Linked DNA regions of Mus musculus: region 2 is linked to region 1. A link is a contact called in ENCODE Hi-C data. All regions are on one chromosome and are shown on one strand. The core of a region is the stretch at or near the end of the contact, and the rest is flanking DNA. Distances in the headings are between cores, read along the strand shown. Region 1 has its middle 12 kb from the start of Gm38873. Region 2 holds the start of Oxtr (oxytocin receptor).

Region 1 (3,293 bases), core at 391-2,890:
GAAGAGCAAGGAAGAGATAGTCTTTACTGTTAGGAAGGAAAAGAGGCTACAAGCTTCACAAGCATCTCACTCAACTCTTACTACATCCTGAAGTGAGAATTTAAGCTGTGCCCAGGTCAAAAGTCAGGACTCTGAGGCACAGGAAGAAAATGATTGTACCCAGGTCTCCCAGTAGAACAACGGGGAAACTGTGAGTAGAGTATGTGTCCACTTGGCCTTCCCAACTTCTCGACCCCTTCAACCACATGGGACTTACTATCTTCAAATCATAATGGCATCTTTTTAAAAATATCTCTTCCACTCTTGGGCTCTAAACTCCAAGGAAGTGTCTAATGGTCCTCTGTACCCCTTATATTATTCTCAGTGTTGTTGAATAGGTGGATGGGTGGAAGGATGGATGAATGGTCTTATGGGAAGAAAGATATCTGGACAGACAGAGGTATATATAGGTAGGTGGGCAAACTGAAGAGTGGATGGAAGGTAGAACAGATCTACCTAGGAAGACGAATGGACAGGTAAGTGGGTGGGTGAATGGATATATGAAAGGACAGACAGACAGATGGATGGACAAATGAATGGGTAGATAATCGATCCTATGAGCATTAAGAAGTCACTGAAGACTTGAAAGAAGGAGACTGGCACACAGTGGCATAGAGAAGCACACACTAGGACCAACCCTCAAGAAGATCTCAGCCCAGTCAGAAAGGGACTTCACAGAGACTCAAAACATCTCTAGTCCTGAAATGTCACTTGTACAGATAGAGGTTGTGACCCCAGCCAGATAAGGAAGGATGTCCCTGTGTTCTAGGTGGTAAGAGGTTGGGGAGACAGCCTGGAGGAGCTATGGATAGAGCAATCACTGCAGCATAGCAGGACTTAGATGAACAGGGAGGAGAAGAAAACAAAGGCTGACAGCGAAGTCTGTGGTCTTCCTGGTACATCCCACCAGGGGAGGGTAGCCTCCATGCTTCTGCTCAGCAGGTTCGTGGCACCACTTTTTCATAACGAATTGGTCCAGTGACCCCCTCACCCTAGAGGACACTGGTACTACCAGTGTGGGTACACACCCACATACATGGGGGCTCTACATACCTCTTCCCAGCTGCCAAGAGGTGGTGGCCAGTAACCCAGACACCCTCCTAGTGACTTATACTGGAGCCCCAAGAGGCCAAAGCCCAGGCCATTGCTATGAGGCTTCCTGACCACCCCTTGCTTCCATTCTCCTTCAGGGCAAGCATTGAAAGTGGCGAGAAAGGCATGGACTCTACAGTAAGGGGACAAACCTCTTCCTAGCTGAATAACCTTGGGTAAGTCATTAACCTCTCTGAGCTCCAGCTTCACGGTGGAAAGTGGCATCTCCATTCCTCATAGAGAAATTTCAGTGCAAACAGCAGTGAGCAGGACATAGTTAGTCAACACAGAGTCTGATGCCTTGAGCAGGAGCCACCGCTATTACATATTGGAGAATAAAACTAAATCCTTCCTCCATCTGGCTGGAGAAGTTTAGACGCTCTCCAAGTCTCCAGCTGGGAGAGAAGGAAGAGGACATGTGATCTCTCCACCCACTGACACCTCCAGGAGACCCATATCCACTGGGACTAGCCACTAGCCTGGGTGTGGGCTGGGTAGGGCAGGCTCTGGGACTCTCTGACGCATTCTAGGGCTCTCCAAGGTAAAAAATAGCTTTGCTTTGTTCGCCTAGACACACACCCACTGGACTGGCAGCACGCCCACTGGACAGGCAAGTGGTGGGCTATTTCAAGCTGCATAAACAAGCCTCCACCAAGCCCCAACCTCAGGCCTCCAGAGAGCGGTATTAATAACCCACTATCTCATTCTCCCAGGCCAGAAAGACAGGAAGCAGAGCTCTGAGGCTGGCCAGTCCTGGTGTCCCCCACAATCCCAGCTGACAATGGCCACAACAGGACACTCAAATGTCATATTTCCCGCAAGTAAACAGAACACACAAAGGCTATGGTCGTCATAGTAACGATAACACCAGAAAATTGTTCTGACATATTTCACTGGCTCCCGGCTGCCCTGTTCCTACCACAGGGGCTCATCACTCCTCTCTTACACACTCCTCAGATCTGATGTCGCTGGGGCTTCTCTATCTGTTCTTCCTCTGCTCCATTGGCCCCCCCAACCTTCATTCCCACCTCCTCTCCACCCATCTAACTGCCCACACCCCCTACGCACGCATCTGCCTCCAGAAATCTTTCCTCCAGCTGCCCTTGCCCAAACTAGAGTGGCTCTTTCTGTCCAGCCTCTCATGATACACAGGGTCCATGAACATGGAATACCTCAGCACAGGGGACCTTGCAGGACAGAGATGTTGGTATCTATCTATACTGTGTCACTTCAGTTTGATGGTTAGGTATTTCCTGAAACAATGATTGCTCTTAGCCCTTCGGTGTGTCCATCCATAGGACTTTGCTGCTCCACACACACACACCCTAGCATTGAATCAAGTGTTCAGCTGTCTACTTATGAGCTATGCACCCATGCATATTAAGTTATCTTACAAGTTCTCTGCAGTGAAGAGAGACACAGAGTTGGTCAGGCTCAGTTACATTTGCTTTCTCTGGGAAGACTTGGACAAACATCTCTTCACTTCAGACAGGGTGTCAGTGACAGACTAAGTTCGACCAAGTTCAACCTGATAGACCCCCAAAGCATCACTGACACCCTGCCCTGCAGAGCTGACTCCAAGCCTCACCCTCTCATGCACTCCATAGAAGCTGCAGTGTGGAGTCCCCCTTTCAAGTCAATCTTCCATTTCCTTCCAATATGCCTTGTAGCTGGCAAGCATAAGGCAGGACTGAGTCGTGGCTGGAATCCCAAGTGAGGATTCGATGGCCTTCTCCTCTTCCTTCTTTCTAGAGAGAGTGTCGACAGCCCCATTCTCATTGCCATAGACCTAGCTACCACTGACCTACTCTTTTTGTTTGGTTGCCATAGCTACCAAGTCGAGGTGATCTCTACCCCCAAGGGGTCCATGGGATGGTCATGTTATGCCCAGAGAAAAAAGTCATATAAAAACAGATTCATGCTGTCAGAGGATCTTGAACGCGTTCACGACCGGCCAGGAAGAACGCAGCAAACCGGAATCTTCTGCGGCAAAAGCTTTATTGCTTACATCTTTAGGAGCAAGAGTGCAAGAGAGCAAGAGCTTTATTGCTTACATCTTTAGGAGCCAGAGAGCAAGAGAGCAAGAGCTCTATTGCTTACATCTTCAGGAGCCAGAGAGCAAGAGTGCAAGAGCTCTATTGCTTACATCTTCAGGAGCCAGA
Region 2 (3,293 bases), core at 422-2,921, 88 kb after region 1:
CACCATCCTATCCTACAACCTCGCTGGTCCTCCAGGGAGGATGGCTCTTTCTTCCTGCATCACAATCACACAGCCTCCCGATCAAAGCTGACCACTGTCCCCTTGGCTCCCTCCCTTGTCACCCCAGACCTATCTCTGTCCTCTAACCTACTCACCTCTCCTTTACTTCTGCCACACGAGACACTCTGGAATTGTCTTGACCTCTCCAGCGGTCCCTTAGAAGACCTATTCAGCTTTCACTGGACACCCAGTCAGCTTTCACGGGACCAACTGTTCTTTTCTTAGGTTGACCCTATCCAATCCGGACTTTCTGTGCTCAGGCTGACTTAAACTCATAAATTAAACTCAAAGTAGAGAAAGCCTGAGCCTGTGGTCAGGATGAAAACCCACTTCCATTCTGTCTCTCTGTAGGAAAGACAGTCGCCTGCCTCAGTTTCCCCCTCCTCAATAAGAATTTTCACACTGAAAGTTGCCCCAGGCCTGCACTGGAGTTCTTGCCTGCCTTCTGGCAAGAGTTTGCACTCTCGTGGGTATTTCTATGCTGTAGTCCTGGAGACACAGAGAAGTGACCTCCTCAAAGTCCAGAGACTGATGGACCTCGGGAGTGGAGTGCCACCAGAGACTGATGATGATGTGGAACCAGAAAGACCCTAGAACCCTGGGAGTCCAGAGATAGTGGAAGTAGGGCCTGGCCCTGCCACCCTCTTCCTCTCCACCCTCACTACCTTCTTTGGGCGCATTGACGTCCCAGACGCTCCACATCTGCACGAAGAAGAAAGGCGTCCAGCACACGATGAAGGCCAGAACAATGATGAAGGTCATCTTCACTGTGCGGATTTTGGCCTTGGAGATAAGCTTGACACTACTGACCCGTGCCAACGCCGCACGGCCAGCTCCACCGGCTGCGTCACTCCCCTCGGCAGCTGCCGCCGCGGCTGCCGTCTTGAGTCGCAGATTCTGCCAGATCTTGAAGCTGATGAGACCATAGCAGGCGGCCAGCACGATGACCGGTACAATGTAGACGGCGAGCGTGATCCACGTGACGTAGGCCTTGGGTCCCCAGGGCTGGATGAAGACCGCCCAGCAATCGAAGACGCCGTCCGCCACTTCGCGCAGCGAGAAAATGTGCACCTGCGGCACGCTGGCCACCAGGCAGCCGAGCCACGTCGCCAGCACCGCCAGGCGGTCGGTTCGGCGGCGCAGTGAGCGCAGCGGCTGGCAGATGGCCAGGCAGCGGTCGAGCGACATCAGCAACAGCAGGTAGGTGGAGGCGAACATGCCCACCACCTGCAAGTATTTGACCAGACGACACAGCAGGTCGGGCCCGTAGAAGCGGAAGGTGATGTCCCACAGCAGCTGCGGGAGAACCTGGAACACGGCCACCACCAGGTCGGCGATGCTCAGGTGCTTCATGAAAAAGAAGAGGCGCGAGTGCTTGTGGCGCGTCGTACGCAGCGCCAGCAGCACGCACGCGTTGCCACTCAGAGCCAGGAACAGTATGAGACACAGGACCGCCACCTCCACGCGCGCCAGGGCCTCGTTGCGTCGTGGCGGCCCGGCCGTGAGGTTACCCTCCGCCCCTGGTGGCACTCCACTCCCGAGGTCCAACTCGATACTCCAGTTGGCTGCGGGCGTGCCCTCCATGACCAACCGCGACCGCGACCGCGACCCTGAGGGAGCACCCGGCCTTGAGGCTCTTTAAAGTGTGGCACGTGGGGCGGGGCCCGGCGCTCAGTCCAGGTGTCTATGGGAGCACTCTGGCACTGACCTGCCTGTCCTCTCCCTGAAACAAACCAGGAGAACCGTGACAAGACCGTTGCGCTTCACTTAGGACCCGCGAGTGGGGCGTGTGTGTCCCCTCCCTGGGAATTTGAAGTTACCTGAGTCTCAGTGCACCAGCCCAGCCTTGGAGCTGCGCAGTGGTGGTGACTTCTCGGTGGTGACCGTAGGAATCCTAGTTTGAGGTACCTCCTTTGAGCTTCTGCAGATGCCCCTGCGCTTAGGTCCCAGGAAAGAGTCAGCCGCTCTGCCTGCAGAGAGGAAGCTTGCGATTAACCACTCTGCCCAAGAACAAGGACACACACCCCCAGCAGCCTCTCCCCACAGAGAACCCCCAAACCTACACCTCTCCTGTCAGGACACAGCACAGCCACGCCCTAAGGGATCCCCGAAGCCAGCCCCCGTAGTAAAAAGCTTTACTACGGGTACATCTTCCTGGGGTCCCCCCAAAAGCCCATCCTTCTTCACCTCCTGCTTCCAAGACTCAGCCCCAGCTCCCACAACTTCCCAACGCCGCTTGCTTCCGGAGGGACTCCCGCCTGCGAGCATAGTGCCCCCTCCTTACCTCCCACCCACCCCCACCCCCACCCCCACCCCCGCGCAACGCAAGGCTGCTATGCCAAAGACCCCAGAGGACGCCTTTCACAGAATCCCCAGCCCAGGAGCCCCGACAGTCAGGGGCTTTGCACCTTCGTCCAAGCTGTCACTTTTCAGTCTCTCTCGGTACACCCTGAGCACCTCCCGGAACCAGAGACGTGAAACGCGCCAGATCCTTCCCTCCGAACCTGAGGGTCCTACAGGTAGGTCCTAGGCATCCTGTCGCCACAGTGCGCAGGACCCAGCCACTTGAAGCGAGACTGCAGGTTAGCCCAAAGTTGCCTTGCCACCGGGGAAGTTGCACCACAGTGGATGGCCTCAGAGATGCATGGATTCTCCGCCCAGATTGGGAAAGCTGCTGGCGCCACCCTCCGTGCCACCAGGGGTAGAGATCTCGGCGTCTTTGCAAACTCCTACCTAGCCTGCGGCTTTGCTGGTGGCTGGATGCCTTAGGAAGGCAAGGGGAGAGCGCCAGCCAGGCTGTGAGCTGACCGAGTCAGCGCGCGGCGCTGTCTGAAGCTTTTCCACAACGGGAACCCTGAGCTGCGGCACCACATATGTCCGCTAGGGGGCAGAGCAAACCGGCCGCGGCGATCCCAGTGATCCGGGTCAGCTAACCCGGTAGTCGCTCAGATTTATTTCATAGTAGCTTAAAATTCCCAAACAACCCACCTAGCTCCTTCCTCTCTCGGTTTAGCTCTTGACGTTCTCAGAGATATAGGAACCTTGGAAAGTGACATTTGTTTTTCCCTGAGTAAATTGTAATAAAGACGCATTTCTTCGCCTTTTCGGTTTTTTTTTTTCCTTTACATCTTTTTAAAGAGAGCTCAGCTTAAGTTCTGTCTTTGGACTCGCTTTGCTCACATTCGCTTTAAGAAGAAATGGGAGATGTCTGCCCCTCCCACCAGCCTTGAGAG

The links. Hi-C counts contacts between places; a loop is a spot of excess contacts on that map.
Region 2: a loop to region 1 is called in a map of mouse trophoblast stem cell, with 2.6 times the contacts of the local background. The contact joins the promoter of Oxtr here to the enhancer-like site in region 1. A Hi-C loop is called at or near these places in 24 of 37 maps with a recorded cell type or tissue (CH12.LX, Patski, T-helper 17 cell and 7 more).

The regions. Positions count from the first base shown.
Region 1 is chr6:112,400,476-112,403,768 of GRCm38, forward strand. No RefSeq gene overlaps it. Among named protein-coding and RNA genes, the nearest start is that of Gm38873, 12 kb to the left of the region's middle. Within about 2 kb of position 1,641, at least 1 of the 3 ENCODE cell types and tissues checked has a DNase peak (open chromatin) inside an H3K27ac peak, as active enhancers do; it is heart, where a contact is called at or near this core.
Region 2 is chr6:112,488,154-112,491,446 of GRCm38, forward strand. Oxtr (oxytocin receptor) reads right to left here and starts at 1,672. Exons shown (of 2, transcript NM_001081147.2): 1 at 726-1,672. The coding sequence starts at 1,644.